3 separate regions of the Homo sapiens genome follow, and all the other regions are linked to region 3. A link is a contact called in ENCODE Hi-C or POLR2A ChIA-PET data. All regions are on one chromosome and are shown on one strand. The core of a region is the stretch at or near the end of the contact, and the rest is flanking DNA. Distances in the headings are between cores, read along the strand shown.

Region 1 (4,614 bases), core at 963-3,462, 78 kb before region 3:
CCTACACTGAAGATACGTCAGAATAAATTATGCTGAATAAAGAAGAGCGAGAGGCCGGGCGCGCTGGCTCACGCCTGTAATCCCAGCACTTTGGGAGGCCGGGGCTGGGGGGGCGGGGGGCGGATCACAAGGTCAGGAGTTCGAGACCAGCCTGGCCAACACGGTGAAACCCCGTCTCTACTAAAAATACAAAAATTAGCCGGGCGTGGTGGTGTCTGCCTGTAGTCTCAGCTACTCAGGAGGCTGAGGCAGGAGAGTTGCTTGAACCCGGGAGGCGGAGGTTGCAGTGAGCTGAGATTGCGCCACTGCACTCCAGCCTTGGGTAACAGAGCAATAGTCCGTCTCAAAAAAAAAAAAAAAACAAAAAAACAGTGAGGAAGGTGGAAATATGAGTCTTAAACTAAGAGATGTGAAGCAGGGAGAGATGACATTTATTTGGATTTCAGAAGGTTGAGGCAAGAAGAAAATGGGGTAGAGGCGCTTTGTGAATAATTGATGATTGTGGATTCTCCAGAATTAAGGAAAAGCTACTAATCCACAGACTTAAAAAGCCCAACAGTCCTAAAGCAGGATAAATAAAAATAAAGCCACAGCTAGACAAATAATGAAACTGCAAAACACCAAAGATAAAGGGGAAAAAAGTCTTAAAAGTGTCCAGAGGAAGGAAAAATGACCTGTTCAACAGAACAAGCTCCCAGGTAAAACAAGAGCCCAAAAGGCAGCAGAGAAAGGGACAATTATGATTCTGAAAGATAATAACTGATATCTCAGATTTTACATTCAGTGAAAATATCTTTCAAGAAGTGGGGCAAAGGCTGGACATAGTGGCTCACACTTGTCATCCCAGCACTTTGGGAGGCCAAGGCAGGAGGATTGCTTGAGCCCAGGAGTTTGAGACCAGCCTGTGCAACAGTGAGACCCTGTCTCTACGCAAAAAAAGTGTTTTTCAATTAGCCAAGTGTGGCGTCACGTGTCTGTGGTCCCAGCTACTAGGGAGGCTGAAGTGGGAGGATTGCTTGAGCCCAAGGGGTCGAGGCTGCAATGAGCAGAGATTGTGCCACTGGACTTAGCCTAGGTAATGAGTGAGACTCTGTCTCAAAAAAAAAAAAAAACAAAAACAAAACAACAACAACAACAACAAAGAGTCTGAGTCTGGGTGCAGTGGCTCATGCCTGTAATCCCAGCACTTTGGGAGGCCAAGGCGGGTGGATCATGAGGTCAGGAGATGGAGACCATCCTGGCTAACACAATGAAACCCCATCTCTACTAAAAATACAAAAAAAATTAGTGGGGCGTGGTGGTGGGCACCTGTAGTCCCAGCTACTTGGGAGGCTGAGGCAGGAGAATGGCGTGAACTCAGGAGGTGGAGCTTGCAGTGAGCTGAGATCGCACCACTGCACTCCAGCCTGGGCAACAGAGCGAGGCTCCATCAAAAAAAAATAATAATATAAATAAATAAATAAAAGAAAAAAGACTGGCATAAGATACAAAAACAGGTCAATGTGACATGAAAGAGAGCCCGGAAACAGACCACAGGTGGATACAGACAGCACAGAGGAGCTCTGCAGCGCCTGGAGAACAGTTCCCAGGGGAATACTGCTGGACCAAGCACATCTGCAGGAGAAGAGAAACCAAGCTGAATCCGATTTCATTAACAAAATCAACAGTTCATCACATTTATCAACAGAGATGACTTCATCTAGCAGGAATTTTGTGGAGGAAATTTCTGTACAAAGGTATACACGTGTAAATACACACACACACACACACACACCATCTTCTAAATGAAGTCCATTTCTTTCTCCAATATTATGTTAAAGAATTTCTGAAAAAGTCTGCCTATATTGGATATTCCTGATGGGTGATTTCCCCAAACCTTAAACTCTTTTTCTTACTAGCTGCTATTAAGTCATCTTGTGCCAATCCTGAAATTTTCTCTTGGGTTTCTTAGAATCAAGAAGACCTCACATTTAGCGTTAACACAGTACATTTTATTAGATCTTATCTATTGCCCTGAACTACTGGGCCCTTCATGAATCTGAACCCTGCCATCTCTTCCATCTGGCATCTCTTCCATGAAACTTGCTGACATGCCCTGGGGAGGTCATGGGGACAGGTATCAGCTCGGCCACCACCCTCCAGGAGCCCAGCACCACTTCCACCTCTGCTCTCCTGTCCACATGTCCCACACGGTGCACGAGGATGTCATGTGACAACTTGTCAGTAGCTCATTCAAATCCATGCATGTTGCACCAGTTCATGGAAGGAAGCGTTCTGACTTCACTTCTTACTGAACTCATGTTCAATCTCTGTGATATTTTCAACTAAGTTTCTTGTTACTAAAATGAGACTTAAATTAATAAACTTTCATTTCTCTCTTCTTTCCCTGGACTTCCCTTTAACAAAGATACTAAGAATATGAAGTGAAGCAGCTAAGAGAGAGACAGGAAACTTATTCACAAACTGGGTATTCAGGTCTCTAGCGTTCAGAATCCCTGCTCCAAGTGACTCAAGTAGAGAGCTACAGAAACTGCCCTTCACTTTGTTCATCATTTTAAAATAAGTAGTATCAGCCAGGGGCGGTGACTTATGCCTGTAATCCCAACACTTTGGGAGGGTGAGGCAGGAGGATCACTTGAGGTCAGGAGCTCGAGACCAGTCTGGACAACATGGCGAAACCCCGTCTCTATTGAAAATACAAAAATTAGCCAGGCGGCCGGACGCGGTGGCTCACGCCTGGAATCCCAGCACTTTGGGAGGCCCAGGCGGGTGGATCATGAGGTCAGGAGTTCAAGACCAGCCTGGCCAAGATGGTGAAACCCGTCTCTACTAAAAATACAAAAATTACAGCGCACCTGTAATCCCAGCTACTCAGGAGGCTGAGGTGGGAGAATCGTTTGAACCTGGGGGGCGGAGGTTGCAGGGAGCCAAGATCGCACCACTGCACTCCAGCGTGGGTGACAGAGCGAGACTCCATCTCAAAAAAAAAAAAAAAAATTAGCCAGGCGTGGTGGTGAGTGCCTGTAATCCCAGCTACTTGGGAGGCTGAGGCAGGAGAATCACTTGAACCTGGGAGGCAGAGGTTGCAGTGAACTGACATAGCACCAATGCACTCTAGCCTGGGTGACAGAGCGAGACTCTGTATCAAAAAAAAAAAAAAAAAAAAAGCAGTATCACTTTTTTGTGTGTGAGACAAGGTCTCAGTCTGTTGCCGAGGCCGGAGTGCAGTGGCATGGTCACACAGCTCACTGCAGCCTTGACCTCCTGGGCTCAAGCAATCCTCCCAGCTCAGCCTCCCAAGTAGCTGACACTACAGGCCCATGCCACCACGCCTGGCTAATTTTTTTGTTGTAGAGATGGGGTCTCACTTTGTTACCCAAGCTGGTCTCAAACGCCTGGGTTCAAGTGATCTAACCGCCCCAGCCTCCCAAAGTGCTGGGATTACAGGCATCAGCCACCACACCTGACTGCGATTTTTTGAGACAGTCTCACTCTGTCACCCAGGCTGGAGTGCAATGGCATGATTTCGACTCACTGCAGCCTCCACCTCCTGGGTTCAAGCAATTTTCCTGCCTCAGCCTCCTGAGTAGCTGGGCCTACAGGCATGCACCACCATGCCCAGCTAATTTTGTATTTTTAGTAGAGATGGGGCTTCACCATGTTGGCCAGGCTGGTCTCAAACTCCTGACCTCACATGATCCACCCGCCTTGGCCTCCCACCCACCACGGCTTCCCAAAGTGCTGGGATTATAGGCATGAGCCACCATGCCTGGCCGATTTTGTTTTTTTTTTTTTTTTTGAGAGTCTTGCTCTGTCACTCAGACTGGAGTGCAGTGGTGTGATCTCAGCTTACTGCAAACCCTGCCTTCTGGGTTCAAGCAATTCTCCTGCCTCAGCCACCAGAGTAGCTGGGACTACAGGTGCACACCACCACACCCAGCTAATTTTTTTGTATTTTTAGTAGAGATGGTGTTTCACCATGTTGGCCAGGCTGGTCTCAAACTCCTGGCCTCAAGTGATCTGTCTGCCTCAGCCTCCCAAAGTGCTGGGATTACAGGTGTGAGCCACTGTACCTGGCCAACATTTTGGGTTTTTTGGGGGGGGGAGGGGAGGACAGAGTCTCGCACTGTTGCCCAGGCTGGAGTGCAGTGGCACAATCTCAGCTCAGTGCAACCTCCGCCTCCTGGGTTCAAGCCTCAGCCTCCTGAGTAGCTGGGATTACAGGCGTGTGCCACCACGCCCGGCTAATTTTTTTTGTGTGTATTTTTAGTAGAGATGAGGTTTCACCATGTTAGCCAGGATGGTCTAAATCTCCTGACCTCGTGATCTGCCCGCCGCAGCCTCCCAAAGTGCTGAGATTACAGCAGTGAGCCACCATGCCCAGCCTTTTTTTCTTTTTTTTTTTTTTTTGAGACAGAGTCTCGTTCTGTCACTCAGGCTGGAGTACAGTGGCGTGATCTTGGCTCACTGCAACCTCCACCTCCTGGGTTCAAGCGATTCTCCTGCCTCAGCCTCCTGAGTAGTTTGGATTACAGGTGCACATCACCATGACTGGCTAATTTTTATATTTTTAGTAGAGAAGAGGTTTCGCCATGTTGGCTAGGCCGGTCTCCA
Region 2 (4,480 bases), core at 1,594-4,093, 120 kb after region 3:
AGGGTGAGTGGTGGGGGCGGCCGAGGGTGAAGTCTAGAAGGATCTTCTTATTATGGGCAAAGTTGTTTTGATGTTGGCTGGTGGGTCTGTTTCACTGTTAGGCTTTGGAGCTGATCTGGACATCAATTCTCAAGGTGTTGATGTCAAAGGCTTTGTGTTTTAAAAATGGAAGAAAGCCAGGCGTGGTGGCTCACGCCTGTAATCCCAGCACGTTTGGAGGCCGAGGTGGGCAGACTGCCTGAGCTCAGGAGTGAGTTTGAGACCAGCTTAAGCAACATGGTGAAACCCCATCTCTACTAAAGTACAAAAAATTAGCCAGGCATGGTGCTCCACGCCTGTAGTCCCAGCTACTTGGGAGGCTGAGGCGAGAGAATCGCTTGAACCTCGGAGGCAGAGGTTGCAGTGAGCTGAGACCGCGCCACTGCACTCCAGCCTGGGTGACAGAGCGAGACTCTCTCTCTCAAAAAAAAAAAAAAAGAAAAAAAAAAGGAAGAAGATTTTTGTCTTCCATTTACTGAAATAAAACAGCACCTGATGAACTGCTCATATAGGATTGTCAGGGCTTGATATCTGTGTCCTTATAGACACATACGGTGTAAGAAACTTCCACTATTTTTTTCTAAATGTCTGCCTACAAACTTTTCTTGGTGCAAAAATCTTTCACTTACTGAAAGAAAACAGACCATGATAAGCTGTTCAGAAAAGTCTGCTACATTGTTGGGATCAGGCATTGAGATGGCAGGGAGGGAGTGGGCCCCAGAGGCAGGCCTTTGAGCCTCCTGGGGCTGGGCAGTGAGTGAGGAAGAGGTCCCCTGACTATGGCCACAGTGACTGCCTAGGACAGTGGTCCAAGGAGAGGCCTGCCTGTGATGGGGCTTTGGTGCCACCATGGCTCCCTGTGCTGCTCCTGGAGCTAACACATCTGGCCAGGACCCTCTATGGGGGTAGGACAAATCCTCAGGGCTGGCTCTCGAGGGCTTGTGCCCACTTCTTGGCTGTGGGAGGCCCAGATGTCCAGAACACCGATGTCCAAGTCCCAGGAAGCAGATCCAAGACAGCTTTGTGTATGGAGCCCCCCAGCTGAGGTCCTGTCCTCAACTGGTTCAGAGCCTGGCTCCACCCAAGACCAGCCACCTGTTCTCAAGACCAGGTGAGAACAGGAGGGATCTGCAGGACCACAACGCAGCTGGGATCCAGGGACCTTCTGAGGGAAATCTGGGGCAGGCCAGTCATCAGCCCTCCCAGCCAGGATTCTTGCCTCTGTTTCCCTGGCTCTGCCTCACGTCACCTCTTGCCTGGGGGACCTTGGTTTTGGGCTCCCTTCCACCAGCTGAAGCCTCCATTTGGTGGGTGTGAGGCCCAGTCCTAACCCCCCAGCTCCCCACCCCTTCCCCAGGCAGACTCTGGCCTCAGCTGTCTGTGCTAGACTTAGCTCCAGGTTTGGCCCCCTCCTGACTGAGGGGTTGGCTCACACCCCTTTCACCTCCATCCCCACCCCCACTTGCCACACTGTGGCCTGCTCCCATGGGTGAACCCCCTGTAGGTGCCAGGCAGCTCCAGCCCGTCTGCCTGCCTGTGCACCCTCAGTCCCTTGGGCCTCCCCCCCCCCCACCCAGAGGTCCTGAGAGAGGGTGCTCTCCGGGATCAGCTCTGTGAAAGTGAGGGGCAGACAGAGAGCACTGAGCCACTATCTGGCTGTGAAGATGAGTTTCAGACACATAAGCCAGTTCACCAGAGAACAGTCAAGACAGCAGATACTTAGGAAGGAAATCCTGCTGGGAGCTTCAGAGGAGCAGGGGTGTGGGGAGGAGGACATGGATGCTTGAGTAGGTGTGGTGGGCGGCCCAGGGCCTGGTCCCAGCTCTTGCATCCGGGGCTAGTTCCCCTGCTTCCCTAAGGATGCCCCCTCTGTGACACAGTGGACACAGATAAAGCTGTCTTTTGGCTAGGCGCGGTTGCTCACGCCTGTAATCCCAGTACTTTGGGAGGCTGAGGCGGGTGGATCACAAGGTCAAGAAATCAAGACCATCCTGGCCAACATGGTGAAACCCTATCTCTACACAAAAATTAGCTGGGCGTGGTGGTGTGCACCCGTAGTCCCAGCTACTCAGAAGGCTAAGGCAGGGGAATCGCTTGAACCCAGGAGGTGGAGGTTGTAGTGAGCCAAGATCGCACCACTGCACTCCAGCCTGGAGACAGAACAAGACTTCTCTCAAAAAAAAAAAAAAAGCTGCTTTTCTGGCGCTGGTCCTGGAGAGTTGGAGGCTGCAGCCCTGGGCAGCAGGCACTGCCGGGAGCCGGGGGAGGGGACTGAGAGCTCTCTCAGGTGGCTTGGGAAGGACCAGGAGAAAATGCACAGACAAGGCTACAGACAGGAGAGAGGAGGCCTGCAGGCAAAGTGGGAGTGGGGAAGGCACCGGGCTCAGGCAGCCCTAGGACAGCTGCTCCCATGCGCCCACAAGCCTGAGGGCCTCCCCCACATTCTACGGAGAAGTTCAGGGCAGCACTTTTGGCCGTGGCTGGGCAGTGTCTGCGGGGAGGCATTTCTGATGTTTGTGTGCCCTTGAAGCCTGAGCTCAGCCAGGAGCACAAGGGCGAGTTTCCCGGCCCCTGCTGCCTTGCTTTCTCTTGATTGAGAAAGGAACCAAAGATCAAAAGGCAGTGAAGAATTGGGGACTCTGAGAAGGGTGACTTTCCAAGGCTTGGACCCCTTAGCAGCTTTGCGGCCTAGGGGCACTTGACCCCTGTGTGATAAGCCGAATCCTCTTTGTCTTAGGTGGGGAATTGGTAGCTGGCTCATCCCTTGCCCCAGCACCTGCAGCAGCGTGGCAAACACTTGGCCAACATGCGCTGAAGGACTGGTCGACAGAGTCCCACGACTGGCTGCTTCAATACTGACCCCCTGAGGGCACTGAGAAGGCTCTGAAGCCGTCTCCAAGAGCAGTTTCATGTGTGCTAGGAGCTGCAGCCACATGGGACTGGGCCTGTGCGTGCTATCCTGGGGCTTCAGGGGGAACCAGCCCTCCAGCCTGCTAAGCGACCAGCAGCAACGCTCGGGCCAAGGCCCTGCATTTTGCTGCTGGCCGTCCTTGGGTGGGTGAGGCTACAGAGGTCTGGACTGGAGGTTGTGGTTGGGGGCCACAGGTCTAGAGCAAAGGGAGGCAGGTGGGCGGGCCTTGTGGGGGGTTCCCTAAAATCCATCAGGTGTGGTGGTCCTGAGGTGAGTTTCTGATATCTGTCCAAGCAGCCATCAGGGGCCAGTCCCTTCCACCAGGAACAGTGAGGCTTGCCCACCACCGAAGCGCTGCTCCCCACCCCCTCAGCCTCGCTCCCCCACCTAGTGCAGCCACCACTGCCATTCCTAGTTCTCTACCAGGACCCCAGGGCTTAGCACTGCCCACCCCTGCTGCTGGTGGATCTCTCCAGGTCTTCTGTTAAGGCATTTTTATCTTTTTTTTCCCTTAAAATTCCCATGACAGATTACATAAAAGCATTTTTAAAGCATGTTCACCGTACTAAAAAAAATTAGGATTTAGAAGAAAACCTAAAGGGGGGAGGAAAAAACCCCCTATAACCCTGCCCCTCAGGGAGCACCAGCAGTGAACCTGCAGTGGATTCACTTCTGGGCGGCAGCCGAGCTCCCATGTGGGACAAGTGCCATGCAGGCTTCGAGGATGGCGGAGCGGGGTGGCGGGAGCAGGGGGCAGAAGAAAGGCTCAGTGCTTTGTTCTTTTTTTGAGACAAGGTCTTGCTCTGTCACCCAGGATGGAGTGCAGTGGCGCAATCCTAGCTCACTGCAGCCTCAAGCTCCTCAAACTTAAGCGATCCTCCTGCCTCAGCCTCCTAAGTAGCTGGGACTACAGGCTTGTGCCATCATACTGGGGCTAATTTTTTGATTATCTGTAGAGATGGGGGTCTCCCTATGTTGCCCAGGCTGGTCTCAAACTCCTGAGCGCAAGAGATCCTCCCACCTCAGCCTCCCAAAGTGCTGGGATTACAGGTGTGCGCCACCACACCTGGCCTCAGGAGGTGCCAGGAGGGTATAAATGGTGGGCCTCAAGAGCGTCATGTCAGAGGGTCTCCATCCTCAGGATGGAACCTCCTGGGGCACATCAGGCTCCTGGATAAAATGAGGGGTCCTCAATGCTCCTGTGGCTCCCCAATGTCATGTGAGGTCCCAGGGGCTTAATCCCTTTCCTGTCACCTTCCTGCTGCTGGTGGGGGTGGGCTCAGAGCCCCTCAGGGAGGAAAATCAGGTTGCTGGCTAGACCAGGAGGGTGTAGGCCACCAGGGCTCTCTCCAGAATTTGTCTGCTCGCTTCGCAAGATTTGCAGATGGTCCCCAATATTAAAGCAGCTTCCAAACACATCTGGACATCAAAGGGGACAAGATGCTCAGAAGTCAGGAAGAAGGCAGGACTCGGGCGACAGAGTTCAGAACTTGTGGTTTATTGACACTTCTGCATGGTGGGTCCTTGGGA
Region 3 (4,185 bases), core at 1,311-3,810:
AGCAATTTGGGAGGCTGAGGTGGGTGGATCAGTTGAGCCCAGGAGTTTGAGACCAGCCTGGCCAACATGGCAAAACCCTGTCCCTACAAAAACATACAAAAATTAGCCGGGCATGGTGGTACACGCTTGTAGTCCCAGCTACACAGGAGGCAAGGCTGGAGGATCGCTTGAGGAGGGGGTGGCTACCAGCCTGGGTGACAGAGAGAAACCCCGTCTCAAAAAAAAAAAAAAAAAAAAAAAGCCAGGCACGGTGGCTCATGCCTGTAATCCCAGCACTTTGGGAGGCTGAGGTGGGTGGATCATCTGAGGTCAGGAGTTTGAGACCAGCCAATGTGGTGAAACCCCATCTCTATTAAAAATACAAAAATTAGGCAGGCGTGGTGGCAGGTGCCTGTAATCCCAGCTACTTGGGAGGCTAAGGCAGGGAGAACTGCTTGAACCTAGGAGGCCGAGGTTGCAGTGAGCCGAGATGGTGCCGTTGCACTCCATCTGGGTGACAGAGCAAGACTGTCTCAAAAAAAAAAGAGGCTGGGCGCAGTGGCTCACACCTGTAATCCCAGCACTTTGGGAGGCTGAGGGGGGTGGATCACTTGAGGTCAGGAGTTTGAGACCAGCCTGACCAACATGGTGAAACCCCGTCTCTACTAAAAATACAAAAATTAGCTGGGCTTGGTGGCATGCATCTGTAATCCCAGCTACTTGGGAGACTGAGGCATGAGAATCGCTTGAACCTGGGAAGCAGAGGTTGCAGTGAGCCGAGATCATACCACTGCACTCCAGCCTGGGTGACAGAGTGAGACTCGGTCTCAAAAAAAAAAAAACAGAAAGAACAAAAGAAAGAATGAACCAATGAAAGAAAGAAATGTAAAGGTATCCTGAGACAAGAAGGTTTGAGAATGGCTACCTTATACTTTTCTTGCAACTTTTATGTTTTTAGACAGAGTCTCACTCTGCCACCCAGGCTGGAGTATAGTGGTGTGACCTTGCCTCACTGCAACCTCTGCCTCCCGGGTTCAAACGATTCTCATGCCTCAGCCTCCTGAGTAGCTGAGATTACAGGTGTCCACCATCATGCCTGGCTAATTTTTTGTATTTTTAGTAGAGATGGGGTTTCACAAAGTTGGCTAGGCTGGTATCGAACTCCTGGCGAGTAATCCACCCACCGCGGCCTCCCAAAGTGCTGGGATTACAAGTGTGAGCCACCACACCCAGCAACTTTTCTTTAAAAAATTTTTTTTCTTTCCTAAACAAGCTAAAACAGCGCAAGTTTTCTGAAAGCTGAAATTCTATAAAACGTTACAAATATGTACACAGAGTGCTCTAGCTTCTCAAAACTGGGACAATATGAGTTTAAAAAAAAAAAAGAAAGAAAATTAAAATGGAGAACACATAAAAAAAAAATCCTGGGTCTGCAATAGTGTTTTAAAAACAAAGGTAGGATACAGAGGAAGAGAAAGGGTAAATGGGAAAAATCTTCATAGGAGAATTCTAGCTAATACAAGTAAAAGAAAGAACAAATTTAGAAAATTACCATTTTATAACCTCCAGTATGATAACTGACAGAAGTGAGTGCTGAACCACTGGGGGAAGGCTGCTGGGAAACAAGGATGGCCATCCTGGCTAACATGGTAAAACCCTGTCTCTACTAAAAATACAAAAAAATTAGCCGGGCGTGGTGGCGGGCACCTGTAGTCCCAGCTACTTCTGCACCGTCTTCAGGAATCTGTAGTGGTCGTGTTAGAAACGTGCAAGCTACATCTCATCAGAAAGAACTCACTGGAGGAATCCACAATGTGAACCACTCTGTGAAACAACTGATCTGTACATTGCAAAGTACTGAATGTCTTAAAGAAGAGAGGAAGGGCAAGACTGTTCTAGACTAAGAATAATGCATGAAACAATTAAATCATGTGTTGAAAACAGAGTTACCTAGACTTTTTTGGGAGGATGGGATGTCATGGAATTAATGCTGATCATTTTATGAAAGGGTAAGGGTACTCTAGCTGTGGGAAGAACACCTTCCTTGTAAGGAGCATTAGTATGCCCCAAAGGGTCTAGGAGTGAAGTGTTATATGTTGGTGAAGTGTCACATGGTCTGACAAAAGAGAAGAGACAGAAGAAGAAAGAGAGAGAGAAAGGAAAGAGTAAGAGAGGGAAGGAGGGATAAGAAATATGACAAGGTGTTAATAGCTGGAGAACCAAGGACAGGGGCATATGGGTATTCACTCTACTCTCAATTTTTCTATGGGTTTGATAATTTTCTACATTAATAAAAATAAACAAAATGAAGACAACTGCTAGAAGTAACATTCTCAGGCTACAGGTATCGCAAATAAGAAAAAAATGAACACTCAATTTTCACTTTGGTGACCCTGCAAGTAGAAGGAAAAGCTGGTCATCTTGAAGAACACCCTCTCTGGCTACTTCTCCCTGGAGGGTAATAGAGAAGTGGAGACAGTGGCGGCGTCTAAGTCAGAACGGAGACTGCAAGACCAAGCCACACCAGGACAAAGGCACACCAACAGCTCCCTTTACAACTGGCACTGAACACTGGCATGCCAATGCTCCTTGTTTAGAATGGCTGTCACGTGGCCAGTCAGAGAAAGAACCTGTTGTGTGGGATTATTTGTGATATAGAATTACAGAGAATCAACATGGCATTTTCTTCTCTGAAACATCTGTTACACCAAATCCTTCTTTATAATGGAATTTATGTTAATGAGATTTTACTTTTATAACTAAACTGAACAAATGTAGGATATCAAGAAAAACTAAATGCTTTAAACAAATTCCATTTCCTTATGAAAAAATCTAATAGCTTATCTGTACTAGTAATAAAGGATGGAGGAAGAAAAAGAAGACTATAAGCTAATTAGACCTGTTCTTTCATTTCCACTAAGCCTCTCAGGACTATTTCTGGTTCCTGGGCCCTAGATACAAGATCCAATGTCTATTTTTATTGCTTTTCTTCAAGTATCTTTACATGACAGCAGAGGGAACTGTGTTTAAGAATCTTATAATCCTGAGATACTAGATACAGGTAGTATGTCAGGCCTACTTAACTACTCAATTTTCACACCTTATTCATATATTATTTGCAAATAACAGAAAAATACTGAATCTCAATCTCCATAGCAGCCCTCAATTTTTGCCTCCTGGCTCATAAACCCAACAAAAAATGTCAGACTTCACTTTTCTGGGCTTTTGTAAACTTATTCAACCATTTCTTATGACCAAGACACAGACCTTGCTAGTAGAGTGTGGATGAGACCTGGATGCACTCTCTATAGCCACTCACAGATGCAGAGGAAAGCACTTCATTTGGAAGCAGGAAATCACGTAATTTCAAAAGAATCCACGGCAGTTCCTACTCTGTCCACATTTATGTTTTCTTCAAGTACAACAAATTACAATATAATTCTGCCGAAGAGACATTCTTCATTATCAGATAAATTTGACCTTTATAGAATAGCCCTGGCCCATGTTCACAGAAATACACATTACTGAATAACCTCTACAACAAACCCAGCCTGCACCTAACAGTGACAGCGATAGGTAGGACTTCAGGACAGCTGTCCAAGGAGTGAAACACAGACCACTTATGGTAACAGTGACTGGAGAGGCACACCCCCTCCTACTCTACAACCGTCAGCACTATATCAGCTGAGGTAGAGAGGCTGAGCCCTAGGGCCCAGAAGTTCAATGCCGAACAAAATTTAGACAGCACCTTGGGGCCAGGTGTGGTGGCTCATCCCTGTAATCCCAGCACTTTGCGGGGGGCGTGGGGGGTGCTGAGGTGGGTGGATCCCTTAAGCTCAGGAGTTCAAGACCAGCCTGGGCAACATGCGACATAGGAAGACGCCCTACTTTTACAAAAAAAATTTAAAAATTAGCCAGATGTGGCCAGGCACAGTGGCTCACGCCTGTAATCCCAGCACTTTGGGAGGCTGAGGTGGGCGGATCATAAGGTCAGGAGATAGAGACCATCCCGGCTAACACGGTGAAACCCCGTCTCTACTAAAAAATACAAAAAATTAGCCGGGCATGGTGGCGGGAGCCTGTAGTCCCATCTACTTGGGAGGCCGAGGCAGGAGAATGGTGTGAACCCAGGAGGCGGAGCTTGCAGTGAGCTGAGATTGTGCTACTGCACTCTGCCTGGGCAACAGAGTGAGACTCCATCTCAAA

The links. Hi-C counts contacts between places; a loop is a spot of excess contacts on that map. ChIA-PET counts read pairs that join two places held with the same protein, here RNA polymerase II (POLR2A). Pooled maps may share reads with other maps.
Region 1: a map of heart left ventricle shows a loop between it and region 3 (3-fold over the local background). The contact joins two enhancer-like sites. A Hi-C loop is called at or near these places in 5 of 168 maps with a recorded cell type or tissue (Caki2, K562, heart left ventricle and 2 more), 1 of 37 single-sample maps with no recorded cell type and 11 of 50 pooled maps. POLR2A ChIA-PET finds 5 or more read pairs at or near these places in 3 of 52 experiments (H1, K562 and OCI-LY7).
Region 2: a loop to region 3 is called in a map of cardiac septum, with 2.1 times the contacts of the local background. The contact joins two enhancer-like sites. A Hi-C loop is called at or near these places in 2 of 168 maps with a recorded cell type or tissue (astrocyte of the cerebellum and cardiac septum), 2 of 37 single-sample maps with no recorded cell type and 2 of 50 pooled maps. POLR2A ChIA-PET finds 5 or more read pairs at or near these places in 4 of 52 experiments (HEK293, PC-9, WTC11 and 1 more).

The regions. Positions count from the first base shown.
Region 1 is chr22:21,717,032-21,721,645 of GRCh38, forward strand. The region is part of intron 1 of YPEL1 (yippee like 1); the gene reads right to left. Among named protein-coding and RNA genes, the nearest start is that of YPEL1, 16 kb to the right of the region's middle. Within about 2 kb of position 2,213, at least 4 of the 41 ENCODE cell types and tissues checked have a DNase peak (open chromatin) inside an H3K27ac peak, as active enhancers do.
Region 2 is chr22:21,914,993-21,919,472 of GRCh38, forward strand. It overlaps PPM1F (protein phosphatase, Mg2+/Mn2+ dependent 1F), which reads right to left. Exons shown (of 8, transcript NM_014634.4): 8 at 4,433-4,480. Among named protein-coding and RNA genes, the nearest start is that of PPM1F-AS1, 21 kb to the right of the region's middle. RefSeq lists an enhancer at 1,925-2,735. Within about 2 kb of position 2,844, at least 3 of the 41 ENCODE cell types and tissues checked have a DNase peak (open chromatin) inside an H3K27ac peak, as active enhancers do.
Region 3 is chr22:21,794,536-21,798,720 of GRCh38, forward strand. The region is part of intron 4 of MAPK1 (mitogen-activated protein kinase 1); the gene reads right to left. Among named protein-coding and RNA genes, the nearest start is that of YPEL1, 61 kb to the left of the region's middle. RefSeq lists a silencer at 2,991-3,191. Within about 2 kb of position 2,561, at least 6 of the 41 ENCODE cell types and tissues checked have a DNase peak (open chromatin) inside an H3K27ac peak, as active enhancers do.